Linked DNA regions of Homo sapiens: region 2 is linked to region 1. Evidence: chromatin loops called from intact Hi-C (ENCODE). Cell type or tissue: CD14-positive monocyte. All regions are shown on one strand.

The links. A loop is a pair of places that touch in the nucleus more often than their neighbours do. Peaks named below come from ENCODE experiments on the same cell type or tissue, not always from the same donor. Only the 100,000 strongest peaks of a DNase experiment are listed, where the experiment ranks them.
Region 2: a loop joins it to region 1, with 2.2 times the contacts of the local background. A loop is called at or near these places in 3 of 110 quality-filtered maps.

What each region holds. Positions count from the first base shown.
Region 1 is chr2:127,861,860-127,869,859 of GRCh38, reverse strand. It overlaps AMMECR1L (AMMECR1 like), which reads left to right. Exons shown (of 8, transcript NM_001199140.2): 6 at 316-406; 7 at 2,864-2,960; 8 at 4,655-8,000. The coding sequence ends at 4,766. It also overlaps the pseudogene LOC107985803. Among named protein-coding and RNA genes, the nearest start is that of POLR2D, 7.7 kb to the right of the region's middle. In CD14-positive monocyte, no CTCF peak of the experiment used is centred here; no DNase peak of the experiment used is centred here.
Region 2 is chr2:127,951,692-127,959,691 of GRCh38, reverse strand. SAP130 (Sin3A associated protein 130) reads left to right here. Exons shown (of 21, transcript NM_001330301.2): 16 at 4,348-4,706. Among named protein-coding and RNA genes, the nearest start is that of AMMECR1L, 70 kb to the right of the region's middle. In CD14-positive monocyte, a CTCF peak has its summit at 4,674; a DNase peak (open chromatin) is centred at 4,631; H3K4me3 peaks cover 552 bases; H3K27ac peaks cover 1,372 bases.

The DNA.
Region 1 (8,000 bases):
CTTGTGGCATGTTTATTTAATGGAATAGGGTCAAGGAACATATTCACAATTCCTGGATGAATTACTTAAAGAATGCATTTCTCCTACCTTCATATTCTCAGAGTTGGCTGCACATACTCTCGACCCTTCCCTAAAAGCAGAACTTTCTTTGGCCTCTATACCTCCTGAGATAGAATTAGTCATGAAATGCGAGAAGGTCTCCCTTTTCCAGGCCTGTGTTAAGCTGGTCAGGGAACAATGTTGATTTATATGTGGGGACTGAAGTTCCATTAGAGTAAGTAAATGCCATTTACTTGGTTGTACTTTTTTCTATAGGTAGGGGTCCATGGGATTCGAATTGAATTCATTAATGAAAAAGGTGTCAAACGCACAGCCACATATTTACCTGAGGTTGCTAAGGAACAAGGTGAGTTGGATGAATGGGATTTTAATGACAAGTATCATTCACAGTGGTGCCAGTTAAAGGGCAAGAAAGTGAAGTGTGTCATCTTGCAGCCCAACTGCAGCTGAGAATGAGGGCCTTTCTGCCTCTTAATACCTGTCAAATTCCTATAGAACCAAGGGTAAACTTCCAAAAAGGTTTAGGAGCTGGGAAAAGCAAAAGGGTAAATCGTTCACTTACTCGCCTGATATTTCAAACACTTCTTTTCAATGAATAGTTTTATTTCTTAGCCCCTTAAACTACAGTGGCAATTGTAGCAAAATACCACCAATCAACCTGACCATATTGTAGAATTCAGTAGGTACCGAACTTTGGATCACAAATCATTAAACAATATTATACATGGCAAAGGGTGTAAACATAGTCCCTACTGTTTTTTAAAGAACTCAGTAGTCGGCCAGGCGTGGTGGCTTACTCCTATAATCCCAGCATTTTGGGAGGCCAAGGTGGGCGGATCACAAGGTCAAGAGATTGAGACCATCCTGGCCAGCATGGTGAAACCCCGTCTCTACTAAAAATATAAAAATTAGCTGGGCATGGTGGTGCATGCCTGTAGACCCAGCTACTCAGGAGGCTGAGGCAGGAGAATCACTTGAACCCAGGAGGCAGAGGTTGCAGTGAGCCAAGATCGTGCCATTACACTCCAGCCTGGTGACAGAGCGAGCCTCCATCTCCAAAAAAAAAAAAACTCAGTAGCCTATAAGTTCTTCTGATGGGGACGTTAAAGGTAGGGTGGATCGAGCAGATTTTGTCTTTAAAAGAATATCTAGAAGGGTACCTTTACATGTTGCTTGTGCATTCTGTGATACGTAGTGCAGTTTTCCTTCTTTCTTGGAATTAGTCTGATTTTGAAAATAATATGTGAAACACAGTATTTGTTGGGTATGAGCCTAGAATAGAGAAAAAATACCCGGTGAAGTGTATATCATGAGCAAACATGGAAAACGATTGCCTGGTTGGTTTTTATTTTGCTTGTGCTTAAACTTTTTCAAGAGCAGTGTATATGTGGCATAATAGCAAACCTTTTAGCCACCTCTTTTAGGTCATAAACCTAACACACTCTGTACAAGGAGGCATACCATGTTTTGTAATGGGGAGGTGTAAATAATAACTTAAGTAAATAATTAAATTACTTTTGCCATTTGAAAGTTGGTTGGAAAAATAAAAACTTCGGAGCACCTAGCATAGTAATTTAGGGGATTTTCTTTGGTTTTTCAATTTGATGAAGTTGGTTTTATCTGTTAAGAATGAGGCTGGGCACGTTTGCTCACATCTGTGATCCCAGCACTTTGGGAGGGCAAGGTAGGTGGATACTGGAGCCCAGGAGTTCAAGACTAGTCTGGTGGCGAAACCTCGTCTCTACAAAAAATACAAATTCAGCTGGGTGTGGTGGCACACACCTGACAGTCAACAGCTAGTTGGGTGGCTGAGGTGGGAGGATCACATGAGCCTGGGAGGTGGAGGTTGCAGTGAGCCAATATTGCGCCACTGCGCTTCAGCCTGGGTGACAGGAGTGAGAACCTGTCTCAAAAAAAAGAATGTGCAAGAATAACAATAGTATATGCATGAGCAACTTGTCTGCCCTTCCTGAAGGAACAGCTCCTTCCTTCCTTCCTTCCTTTCCTTCCTCTTCCTCTTCCTCTTCCTGTCTTTCCCTTTTTATTTCTTCCTTAAGACAGGGTCTCCTCCTGTCACCCAGGCTGGAGTGCGGTGGTGTGATCCTGGCTCACTGCAGTCTTGACCTCCTGGGCTCAGATGATTCTCCCACCTCAGCCTCCTGAGTAGCTGGGACTACAGGCGCATCCCACACGCTCACTTAATTTTTGCGTTCTTAGTAGGGATGAGGTTTAACCATATTGCCTAGGCTGTCCTTGAACTCATGGGCTCAAGTGATCCTCCTGCCTCAGCCTCCCAAAGTGCTGGGATTACAGGTGTGAGCCACCACACCCAGCCAGCTTCTTTCTCACTGTCAATTTTTTACCATAGAAAACAGGACTCCAAAAATCATCAGATTGAAGGAAGATCACACAAAGGAATATAAGTTGCAGAATTTAAATTCCTCTCTTCCCACAGAGCAGCCTTGGGTACCAGCACTAGGCCAATAGGCTGGTCTAAGTTGGAACCATGTTTGTTCCTAGATAATTATACTGGGGTAACATCTGACAGGAAGGACGCAGGAGCAGGGAGCCTGGGGACAGCCATTATGGCATGTGTCGGGCTATCATCTCATGTCTCAGAGTCTCCACGGGACTGGCAGACAGACTGGGCGCCAGGTACGTGGGGGTCAGTGCCCAGGGCTTCCTCTGCCTTAGCAGACTCGGCTGCTTCTCGAGTCCCATTTCTCTTCTTGCACGGGCCATGTGAGAGCATGCCTTACTCTTGCATGTGCATTGACCTCAGTGTGGCCTTTCTCCTCCCCAGACTGGGATCAGATCCAGACAATAGACTCCTTGCTCAGGAAAGGTGGCTTTAAAGCTCCAATTACCAGTGAATTCAGAAAAACGATCAAACTCACCAGGTAAGCCATTGTCTTGTTTTCCTTATCATTTCAATTTAGTTGGGGTTGAATGGAGGATAATTTTGATGGGATGGAGAAGAAGTGTTCTCTGTGAATGTCCCTAAATCAAAGAAGTGTGGGTGAAGTTCACATTTTGAGGAAGCAGTGGCAGCAAAGGCAGAGACTCTCCCAGCATCCTGTGTGTCTCCATAGCTGAGCTGGGGGCACAGTTGGAGCAGGGCAGGTCTGCCCTGCAGGCTGTGGATGGCTTTGCCAGACCCACGTGGTTGGGAGGCTGAGGGGGAGACTGAGATTAGGAGACAAGGCTCTCTGGAAGTCCAGAGTCAGTTGAGGTGCTGCTTTCTGACTGCACATGTAGTCAGACGGCAGGAGATACAGGAGAGTAAGAAAATGCTTTTACAAAAAGTTAAAAGGAAATGCCTCTCATTTGTGGGGAATACTTCTAGGAGGAGGCTGCCTAGTGTAGTAGAATGCAGATGGACTTGGAGTTGGAATCCCAGCTCAACATGTACTAGCTGTGTGACCTGAGCCAGTTATTCTGCCTCTCTGAGCCTGTTCCCTGTCTGTAAGATGTGAATGATAATACCTTAGAGTTGTTTGAGGCTGTGCTAAGGTAATGTATGGAAAATTTCTAGCCTGTGGCCAGTCAACATTGTAGGTGATCAGGAGATGTTAGTTCTCTTCTCATCCCTATTGAAATCAGAAACACTGAGAGGTTTAGCTTCTATGGGCTTTTGTGGGCCTCTTTTGGGCCCCTCATCTGTAAAATGCTGAATAATCATATACTAATCTCACAGGTCTGTTTGGAAGATGACCCAGTGTTTTTTAAATGCTTTGGATTCCAAAAATTTTTAAAAAACAACAAAAAACTCTTCAAATACAAAGCATTATTATTATTATTATAATTTATTTGAACAGCCATTTCCCTGTCAAAATTCAGGAATAATCACCTTGCAGTGGAGGAGTGATTACAGTGGGAAAGAGATGGCTCTGGGTAAGGATTGTCACACCCAGCTCCTGTGGTCTGTAGTAGGCTCCATAGGTTTGTAACACCCCATGCTTCGCATCCTGACTCATGGCTCTTTCCAGAGCACAGCCAAAGTGCTATGAATTCTGTTCTGACGACCCTGTGATATGGCATATTCATCTGGGGAGTGAGACCTATATAGCCCCAAGGATCCTTTAACCTGCTTCAGCAGACTTTGACCCAGAATTAGGTATCTGTGTCCCTTTTAGTTATAATAACTTGTTTGTTGCTCTTACGCGAATTGAGGTTGCATTTCTGTCAAATGTATCACATTTACTCTGGAAGTAGATGTGCAGTTTGCACTGGGTTTTGGTGCAGCCATCTTCCAATCTGCCACCCGAGTAATTTGACCTTGAAATTCTTCATCCAGACCCCAGTAGCGGATTGCTTACGAGCAGCCTGATGATAAGCACGTGTAGTGTTTCAAGGTGGGATGTGCTGAAACACATTCTCGGGGGAATTGTGATTGTGCTTTTTCATCTTGTTCATTTGTAATAACAACATTGTTTTCTTGTGCTGTCTTTCATTTTCTGTAAGTAAGATTGCTCTTGGTCTTCCATTTTATTCTTTCAAAATGTGGAATAAGCTTTTGGTTTTTCTCTGCTGAGTGACTTTACAAAATGAAGCGTTTGGGGTTCCTAATACCCTTTCCTGTTTCCTCATACAGGTACCGAAGTGAGAAGGTGACAATCAGTTACGCAGAGTATATTGCTTCCCGACAGCACTGTTTCCAGAACGGCACTCTTCATGCCCCGCCCCTCTACAATCATTACTCCTGACACACGGCTGCATGACCAGTCCCACCCCCCCGTGGCCACCAATGGCTATGACATCATTGGAGCAGATGCCTCCTCTTCCTGGTCCAGTTACTTCTATTACTGCACCATTTTATGATGCTAGCTTCCGTTGCCAAGTCTGCCTCCCGCTGACTGAGGGAGGGTAGGGTTACCTTGAACGAAACAGAACTTGAGGGGCCCAAGCCTTATCTCAGCCTTTCCTCAATATGGGGTTCCGTTGGATTGGGGCTCCTCCATGACTAGTGGGAATTACTGTGGGTTCAGAAGACCCTTGTCTGGTATTTGCCACATGGGGTATTGGCCACACGCTGGAAGCTGAAATTGATGATCCCTGAAGGTTGAACCCACACACACCCCTGCAGCCTCCCCAGATGAAGTAGGTGTATTCCCCTGGCAGTCTGGGCAACGGAGACCAAGAAACATTTTTAGGTTGTTTTAAATTCCTTTTTTTAAACTTCCAGTTTATTGCGTACCAAGAGTTGATTACAACCTCCATGCTTCATAAGCGGACGCCACGTTAGGGTTGGACGTGGGCACCACGAGTCCTTTGAGGCTCCTGGACAGAGACCCACATCAAGATCGGAAGCCCTTTGGGTGGCGTTGCAGATCTCATTGCTCAGTAGGCCGTGAAGATTTTCATCCTCATCCCACTCTCAGTTGGATTTTCTGGCACTCTTCCTGCATTGAGTCTCCTGATTACTGAACAGAGCTCCGTCATGTAGCCTGCTGAGGAATGGAATGGAATGGAGATGCCCACAGGAGGTCCTGATGTCATCACTGCACGCAGGTGTGAGAGGAGAGACCTCTTCTGCACCGCCTGGCTACCTCACTCCTCTGCTGGTAGCAGTGCCTATAGCTGGACCTAAGTTCTCAGAAGCGTAGATGTGCAAACAAGCGATTGAGTTGGGCTTTAGGAGGACACATCATAGGAGAGAATCCAGGGTCTGTAAGCTGGTTTTCTTTTCAGGTGACATCCTGAGGGGCCTGTAAGCAGGGGAGCTCCTTTTTCTAGTTTGCCTGTAGAGGTGGGAAGACTGTTGGTGTTTCTGTCCTTTACAGGACATTAGGAAACAGTTGTGTAATTACACAAGGTGGACCTTTATCTTGCCTGACATGCTGGGAATCTTCACCCCACCAGGGCAAATTTCCAAATAGCTCATTTTATTCTAGGTCTTTCAAACTTTCATGTGACATATTTCCCTTTCCCATTGTTGCTGATTTCCAAATCGCTGTCAGCAATTTTTTCCTCTCTCCTTGCCTATTCTTCACTCATTTGGTGGCAAAGTTCATAGAACTAGGGGACTTGGAAGATGCTTTGAAAATATTGTTACAAAGGCACTGCTAAAATGATTCACAGGGAGAGTGGCCAGTTGGAAGAAGGATCCTAAGGATGTGACACTGGTTTTCAACAACATGCTTAGAGAACTCATGAAGTGGATTGGGTGTCAACCCAGTGAACATGTTTTTATTTAATTTATTTTTTGAAGTTTATGTGGTGATGGTGTGGCTTTCCGAAATGGGCAAATATTCAGAAGATCTTTTGCATTTTCTTCTGTCAGGAATGGGGAAGGGGAGTGGGGGCACAATCTGAGAAAGGACACCTGTGCTGTTCTAGGCATCGCTGGCAAGTTTGTGGGAAGGGATGGGCAAGGGTGAGTGGGTTTGCTCCACACCGTCCTGTGCTGCTCGAGAGGACCTGGGACGTGCGAGGGAAACGTGGGTGACGGTGCCTAGGCTGCGGCCCTTCACTGCTGTGCTGGGTTCCTGCAGCCTGCTACGTTTCCCTTGGCAATGTAAATGAAGATGGAGGGGTCGTTTCGTGATTTCCTGCTGCTGAGAATAAATGTCTTGTTAAAAACGTGGCAACGGTTACTCTTAGGTGCCATGGATCGATGTCAGGGTGGTCAGCTCTGGACTAAGCCACCCACCTCCAATTTGTACAACAGTATTGATACATAGGGCTACACTCATTACTGTTCAAGTGTTCTATGTTAAGAGTTGTGTTTAATTTCTAAAGATTAAAAAAAGCAAAAAAATTGGTGCTAAACCTTCACCCCTGAGCACGCTCAGTGAGACTGGTCATGCAAGCATTTACAGTGCCATGCTCCTCAAGCCGATTTTTTCTTGTAGAAATGTTGCCCTATTTGTCTTCTCCAATGTATGGTATGTTATTTTATTTTATTATTTTATTTTATTTTATTTTATTTTATCGAGGGGGGGTACGATACCTGCCATTTAAGAAAATGAATAGAAAATTTTAAAACCCGAGAAATGGGGAAAAAAAAATCAGTGCACAAGAATTGGGCTGGTTAGGCCCAGCACCACACTGAAGTGGGCTCAGTGGTTTTTGGAGTGAAGAAGCCTTACTCCCTGCACATTCCCTCATGCTCCCACACAAGTCCAGCAATGGAAATGCTTGGGTTCCTCTTGCTTTGTCAGGGGACTCAGGAGTCGACCAAGGGAAACCATTTGGCCCCGTGAGGAATGGGCATTGTCAGTATCCGTCCTGAACGGGGCCTAGTCAGGAAGCGGTCTAGAAGTGTACGGTCACGGTCGCCTCATGAAAGTGTGTAGCAGGTGGCTCTCAGGAAAAATACCAAGTCTGGATCATCCATGTGGCAGCTTTGCATAGGGAGAGGATAGCTCCGAACTGGAACTGAACTGCCTTCTCTGCACGCTTGACCAAAGCAGTGATGAGGGCGGCCAGTACCTGCGGTGTGCGTGGTAGGTTTAAAGAAAAGGGAATGTTTTCTGCTGAGTGTTTCCTTTGTCCTTGGGCTGCTCGAGCTGGACAGTAGGTAACCACTGTTTTCAAGGACCAGCCCAATTTCTCTGGCTTGGTTCGGAGTTCGTTTCATCCCTAGCTGTGAGTGCCTTTTGGTCTGGAAAGTTGGCTTGTCTCATAATACCCACAGCTAGGACATTCTCTCTGTAATTATGAATTGTCCTTGTTTTACATTAAAAGAGAATGTCTTTGATCACTAGAGTCTGTCGGTGTTGGATTATTTCCACTGTGAGATTCTTAAAACTTTTTTGCTTCATAATAATAAAACAACTCATGTTAGAGACCCTTTCAACATGAAAGGTTTGTAGTTGAGACATTACATATATTTTATTGTTTATAATAAAAATCATCTATACAAAAGAAGTCCTGGGTGTTAATATTTTGCACAAGATCTGTTTTCCATGATGTGTTGACATCTACAATTTCACTAA
Region 2 (8,000 bases), 90 kb before region 1:
TTGTGATTTTTCCTGTTTCTTGATGAGTGATTTTCTGTTTGGAACTGGACATTTTAAGTGTTAAGTTATAAGACTGGATTTATATATAGGTTATACTTTAGCAGGCCTCCTCTCAAACTACACCAGCAGGGAAGAGGGGGCATTGCCTTGTTACTGCCAGGTGATCAGTGAAGGCCAGGTTCCCGGTTGGCCTCTGATGATACCACATGAGTAGTGGGATGGGGAGGAGATTGAGGTCTCTCATTACAACCTGGCCGGGTAAGTCTAGACTCTTCTCAGCCTTTGCCAAGGCCGCAGTTGTTTCTGTGACGTTTCACTGGAGTATAGCAATTATTGTCTACAGGATTTTCGTCATGCCAAGCCACCCCTTTTTCTTGGTTCTTGGGCTAGACAGAGTAGGCTTTTCTTGGGACTTTTTTTTGTCTCTGCTCTTTTGCATTTCCATGTTATCAGCTTCTCCAGCGCCCTGTCCGGGACACACAAGGAAAAAAGCAAATCCAGGGAACTGACTGCCGTGCCATTCCTGGGGTCCCGAGGTCCTAGACAATGTGCCTTTTTCTCCTCACTTTTCAGCAGCTCGTTGTGCTTGGTTTATATATAACACAATTTTCAGCTATACTTTGTGGGAGGAATAGGAAAAAGTATGTCTACTCCATCATGCCTGAAACACAACTCCTCACTCTTAAATGATAGAATGGCAGGCAGAATTTTAGATGGGAAATCATTTCTCTTTAAAAATATTAGCCGGGTGTGGCGGCTCACCCCACAGCTTCAGGAGACCAAGGCAGGCAGATTGCTTCAGTCCTGGAGTACAAGACCAGCCTGGTCAATATGGTGAAACCCCGCCTTTACAAAAAATACAAAACTTAGTCAAGGATGGTGGCACATACCTTTAGTCCCAGCTACTGAGGTTCAGGCAGGAGGATCACCTGAATCTGGGAGTTTAAGGCTGCAGTGAGCCATGATCATGCCACTGCACACCAGCCTAGGCAACACAGTGAGAGATTCTCTCTCTCTCTCTCTCTCTCTCTCTCTCTCTCTCTCTCTCTCTCTCTCATCTGTCTCACTCTCATATATATGAGAGAGAGAGTGTGTGGCATACATATAAAGGTATTACTCTGTTGTCTTCTACATTTTGTTTTTATTTTTGAAAACCCAGATATGATTTTTGAGTGCTGATCTTTATATCTTATGTGTTCATTTCTTTCTGAACGCTTTAATGATCTTTGTTCTCAATGTTCAAAAACTTGACAGTAGAATTTGGGTTGGTTGTTTTTTGAGACGGAGTCTCGCCCTGTCACCCAGGCTGGAGTGCAGTGGCATGATCTCAGCTCACTGTAACCTCTGCCTCCTGGGTTCAAGCGATTCTTCTGCCTCAGCCTCCTGAGTAGCTGGGATTACAGGCGCTCGCCACTGCGCCCCACTAATTTTTTGTATCTTTAGTAGAGACAGGGTTTCCCCATGTTGGCCAGGCTGGTCTCGAACTCCTGACCTCGTGATCCTCCTGCTTTGGCCTCCCAAAGTGGTGGGATTACAGGCGTGAGCCACTGTGCCCAGCCTTTTTTTATACTTTAAGTTCTGGGATACATGTGCAGAACATGCAGGTTTGTTACATAGGTATACATGTGCCATGGTGGTTTGTTGTACCAGTTGGTTGGTTTTATATGTGCTGTATACTCAGTGGTCTCTTCAGTCTGAAAACTTGTATTGGTCGGTACAGGGAAATCTTAATGTATTATTTCTTTCATGATTTGTTTTCTGCTACTCAATTTCCATCTCCTCCTTTTTTTGGGGAAACTCTTATTTGTCAGGTGAACTTCTAGAATTGATTTTTTTTATTTTTTCTCTCTTATTTACTGTCTCTCTTCTCTCTTTTTCTTTCTAGATATCTTCAACTTTATCTTAAAGCCTTCTCAATATGAAAATCTGTAAATGTCTGAGAAAATAGAGAAAATAATAGTAATCAAACATATGTAACTTTTAATATTTTGCCATAACTTATCTTTTTTTTTTTTTTAAGAGGCAGGGTCTCGCTCTGTTGTGGCTGGAGTTCAGTGGTGCCATCATAACTCATTGCGGCCTCAACCTCCCAGGCTCAAGCAGTCCTCCTGCTCTTCAGCCTCCAGAGTCGCTAGGACCACAGGCATACACCACCACGCCCAGCTAGTGTTTCTGTTTTTGTAGTTTTGGGGTTTCCCTATGTTAACTAGGCTGGTGTCAAATTCCTGGGCTCAAGCGATCTTCCTGCCATGGCCTCCCAAAGCACTGGGATTATAGGCGTGAGTCACCACGCCTAGCCAGTTCTTTCTTATGCCTATTCAAATATACAGTTCAGACTCTAGTGTTTTTTCTTTTTTTTCCCCTTTCAGCCTTTACACTTTTGTATTCCAGAACTTCTAGTCCCTCTGTTGCCCAGGCTGGAGTGCCAGTGTTACAATTATAGCTCATTGCAACTTCAGACTCCTGGGCACTAGTAATTCTCCTGCCTCAGCCTCCTTAGTAGCTGGAACTACAGGTGTATGCCAGTGCACCTGGCTAATTAAAAAAAATTTTTTAAGAAATGGGGTCTTACTATTTTGCCCAGGCTGGTCTCGATCTCCTGGCCTCAGATGATTCTTCCGCCTCAGCTTCCCAAACTGCTGGGAATTTATAGGCATGAGCCACTGTGCCCAACTCAATATTTTCATTTCTATAGGTTGAAAATCCCAAGTATACAATTTCTCATCTGAGAATATAAGAGTAAAAACCAAAATGTTTTTGTTTTTGTCTTCTCTCACTCAACAACAACACAGAAACTTCTGTGACCTTTGGTTAGTAAGAAGTGGGGAAGGATTTCTCCCCAGCAACCAACCAATCAGTTTTGCAGAAGACACCAGGTGGGTGCCCTCCAATTCAATTATGACACTTGGAGATAGTGTCAGATCTCACAGGTTGAGGGCTCAGTCCCACAAGACTGCACCCAACTTTCTTTTTTTTTTTTTTTTTTTTTATTATACTTTAAGTTCTAGGGTACATGTGCACAATGTGCAGGTTTGTTACATATGTCTACATGCGCCATGTCGGTGTGCTGCACCCATTAACTCATCATTTACATTAGGTAGATCTCCTAATGCTGTCCCTCCCCCTCCCCCCACCCCATGACAGGCCCTGGTGTGTGATGTTCCCCTTCCTGTGTCCAAGTGTTCTCATTATTCAATTCCCACCTATGAGTGAGAACATGCGGAAGACTGCACCCAACTTTCAACGCCAAATGCAAGCCCCAGGTGGTTTTACTTGTTCTTCTGACCAGCTAGTTCCCATGCATAAGTTTGATTAATTTGCTAGAACAGCACACAGAACTCAGGAAAACACTTTACGTACACTAACCTATTTTCATAAAGGCTATTACAGAGGATGCAGATGACCAACCAAATGGAACAGAAGCATAAGGCCTGGGAGAAGGGACATGAAGCTTCCATGGCCTCTCCAGGCACGCCTGCCCTCCAGGAATTTCCACGTGCTAGCTATCCCAGAAGCTCCTGAACCCAGTCTTTTAGAGTTTTTATGGAAATTCCATTTATACAGGAATGGTTGATTAGGCATTGGCCATTAGTAATCAGCTCAACCTCAGTCCCTCTCAATTACAACTGTAGCTAAAGAGAAAGAAAAGAAAAAAAAACAGAAAAATAACAACTCCAAAGACAACATATATATTAAGGAATTCTGGGAGAAAAGATACATTAATATTATGAAAATTGGTTGTGCTATGACGATATGACTTTGAGTTCTTTAAAGTGTTATTTTCTTAGTTAATTTTATTACTGCTTATAAAAACTTGGGAGCAGGACATACAGTATATCTTTAAAACCTGATTTCCATTTAAAATTGCTTTGTTAAACTTTAAAGTCAAGGAATAGAGTATTAGAGCTGGGTGTGGTGGCTCACACCTGTAATCCCATCACTTTGGGAGGCCGAGGCAGGCGGATCACTTGAGTTCAGGAGTTGGAGATCAGCCTGGGCAACATGGTGAAACCCCATCTCCACAAAAAAATACAAAAATTAGCCTGGCATGGTGGCACACACCTGTAGTCTCAGCTACTCGGGAGGATGAGGTGGGAGAATCCCTCGAGCCCAGAAGACAGAGGTTGCGGTGAGCCAAGATCACGCCACTTCACTCCAGCATGGGTAACAGAGTGAGACCCTGTCTCAAAATTTTTTTAAAATTAAAAATTTAAAAAAAGGAAATAGAGTATAAATTGTGCAGTGTGCTGGACAGAAATAATTGGACAAATACTCATCCTCTGAGATGTTGTAGATGAAGGCAGTTTTTTTCTTATTTGCTACATGTGCTTTTCTTTTGTGTTTTAGTGCCAAACCCAAGTCTGAAATCCACGTGTCTATGGCCACTCCGGTCACTGTGTCCATGGAGACTGTATCCAATCAAAATAATGATCAGCCTACCATTGCCGTCCCTCCAACTGCCCAGCAGCCCCCACCGACCATTCCAACTATGATTGCAGCAGCCAGTCCCCCGTCACAACCAGCCGTTGCCCTTTCAACCATTCCTGGAGCGGTCCCCATCACTCCACCCATCACCACCATTGCAGCTGCACCACCTCCATCAGTCACTGTGGGTGGCAGTCTTTCCTCCGTCTTGGGCCCTCCCGTTCCTGAAATTAAAGTGAAAGAAGAAGTAGAACCAATGGATATCATGAGGCCAGTTTCTGGTAAGTCCGTCCATAGAATACTCTCCATTGGCAATTGCCTCTTCCCCTTCCCTAATTCTCCTCCAGCATCCAGATTCTTCTGTAACCCTCAGCCAAGACTCCCTGATAACCCATTTTAGATGTTGCATGTCATTAGTTTTTGATAAGTAGAAGAAAGCAGTAAACTCATTGTGAAAAGTAAAACTACTTTGCTTCCCTTTTGTAATAAAGTTTAATTTCTGGCCAAAATCATGAAAGAGATTAATATTTCCCCATGGATATCCTTCAACATAGTTTCCTTCCATGCCTAGTAGTATTAAGAAAGTAGTATTAAGAAAATACTACTATGTAAAAGGAGGCACAATATGGCTTTAGTACTATTTATTCCAAGTTTCATTGCCTTGTTATACAATCAAGTAAGATTTGTGTTGCTGAAAAACCTATATGTGATTAGTAAAATCTTAAAACAATTCATTTCTCCCTTTACCACTTCATCTTAACTCCAAACTTCCGGTTTGAGAAAGTCAAGTCACTTGAGAGGTTTTCTTTCTTTTTTTTTTTTAATAATTTATGTGGAATTTTGTTTTTCCTACAAAAGTAACATATTCAGTATACAAACTGTGTGAAGTATAAACAAATCCAAAGAAGAAAGCAAGTTATTTGTGCTCTGGTACCCAGTATTACCTGCTATTTCAGTGAGAAGTCCTCCATTTCTTTCTCATGCTGTTTGCCCGATAGAGGTGTGATTGTGCTGTGTCTGTAGTTTTTTTAATCTACTGTTTATTTATTCATCTGTTTATTCTGCCATGAAATCTCTTTCTGTGGGTATATTTACCCTTGGCACTTTCTTCAAAAGATACCATGAGTAATCCAGAAGGGAAAAATGAAGCACCCTCAGTTATGCTACTCACCTGCTCTTTTTCGCTGGTTCCCTTTACCTCTCTGTGCTAGGAAACTGCCTGTAATCCTACCTCAACCTATAGGAGTCTATTCCAGGAATTGTTCTGGGCACTGACGATGCAACTTTGTGTAAGACAAATGCAGCTTTATCCTCTTAGGTCTTACATTCTAGCAAGGGAGACAAAAGCAAAAAGATGACTAAATTATATATGTATGTATGTATGTATATATATGTTTGGGTGATAAGTTCTATGGAGAAACAAAGCAGGGACAAAATATAAGGAAAGCTGTAGCCAGGGCTGGAATGTGTGTAAAGAGTTTTAGGAGAAAGCCTCACTGAGGAAGTGACCATTGAGTAGAGACATTAAAGAAATGAAGTTCCTGGCCATGAGGATATCCGGGGAAAGGGTATTCCAGGCCAGAGAGCAGTAAGTACAAAAATCTTGAGATAGGAGCATGCGTGATGTGCTCAAAATATAGCAAAGAACCAAAGGTCGCTGGAGCTAAGTAATAAGGGGAGTGGCAGGCAGCAGGATCAGATCATGGTAGAACAGGGCCCACAGGCTGTTGTAAAGGTTTTGGCTTTGCTGGGGTTGGCAGGGAGCTGTTGGAGCAGAGCAGGGAGTGTGAGCAGAGCAGTGCCAAGCACTCACTTAGGACTGAAGATAAACACTCTGGCTGCTGGGGAAAGAACAGACTCTGGGAACAGGGATGGAATCGGGGAGACCTGTCAAGCGGCTGTTGCATTAATTGCCAGGAGCAATGAAGGCTCAACCAGGGTAGTAGTAGCGGAAGTGGTGTGAGGTGGTAGGATTCTGTTTATGTTTTTAAGGTAGAGCTAAGAGTGTGTAATGATTGGATGTTGAGTGTGAGAGAACAGTATCTGGGACAATTTCCAAGATTTTTGGCCTTAGCAACTGGAAGCCATAGAGTTGCCATTGGCTGAATTAGGAAAGCCTGCAGGAGGACCATGTTTTGTAGGGAAAGATTAGGAGTTTAGTTTTTGATAGGGTAAGTTTCAGATGTCTGTTAGACATTTCAAATGTAGACATCAAATAAATAGTTGGATCTATGAGGCTGGCTTTTGGAATAGAAAATGAAGTTGCAGATACAAATTTGGGAGTTGTCATTATATATATAAATTGTATTTAAAGTCATGAGCCTGGATGAGTCGTTCACATCACCTAGGGAATGAATGTTGATAAAGACAGAAGCAGTCCATGATCTAGTCTTAGGATGGTGTTGTGCTATCATGAGATGGGGGAGGAAGTAAAGTCCAGCAAAGGAGGCTGAATGGAGGGAACACAGGGTAGGAATATCACTTATAGTATGTGGTGTCCTGGAAGTTGCAAGAACAAAAATATTTCAGAGAGGAGACAATGATCAGGTGGATCACATGCTCTTGAGAGATCAAGGAAGATGAGGTCTGAGCAGTGACCTTTGGATTTGGCAAACAGAAGTCACAGAGGTCTTGAGAAAAGCAGTTTTTCTGTAATGATGGGGTAAAAGCATGACTGGGGGCAAGTTCAGGAGAAAGCCAGGAGAGATAGAGACATTATATATAAACAGCACGTTTGAGGCATTTGTTCTAAAGGAAGAGAAAAAAGGTGTTTGAAGTGACATGATGTCAAGAAGATTTTTTTTTTTTTTTTTTTTAAGATGGAGTTGTGCTCTTTTGCCCAGGCTAGAGTGCAGTGGCGTGATCTTGGCTCACTGCAACCTCTGCCTTCTGGTTTCAAGCAATTCTCCTGCCTCAGCCTCCTGAGTAGCGGGGATTACAAGCACCTGCCACCACACCCAGCCAATTTTTATATTTTTAGTAGAGATGGGGTTTCACCATGTTGGCCAGGCTGGTCTCGAACTCCTGATCTTATGATCTGCCCGCCTCAGCCTCCCAAAGTGCTAGGGTTATGTGAGCCACCACACCTGGCCAAGAAGAAGATTTTTTTAAGATGGGACAAATAAGAGTTTTGTATGTTAATAGGAATGATCCAGTAGAGTGAGAAGAATTGATGATGCAGGAGAAAGTTGTGAATTCCTGGAGCACTGTTTGAGGAGGCGAGAGTGGGTGGGATTTGTGTGTAGCTGAAGAGTTTGGCCTTTGCTGAAAGCATGGAGAGAAGGAGAATATAGGGACACAGTGGAGATGGGGAGATAAGGTGGTGGGACTTGATGAACATGTTCTTGTGATTGCATCTATCTTTTTCAGTAAAATAGAAAGCAAGGCCATCCACTGAGAGTACAGATGGTGGAGGAGGCATCGAGTGTTTGAGGGAGAAGAAGGTGTGAAGTAGTCATCCCAAGAGAGACTGGACTTAACAGATAGGGTTGTCCAAGTGAGGCCAGTCAGCATGGTAGTGTGTCTCCCTCTGGCGACATTCAGTTGCGTAGGTGCAGACTGGTTGGAGAACAGGA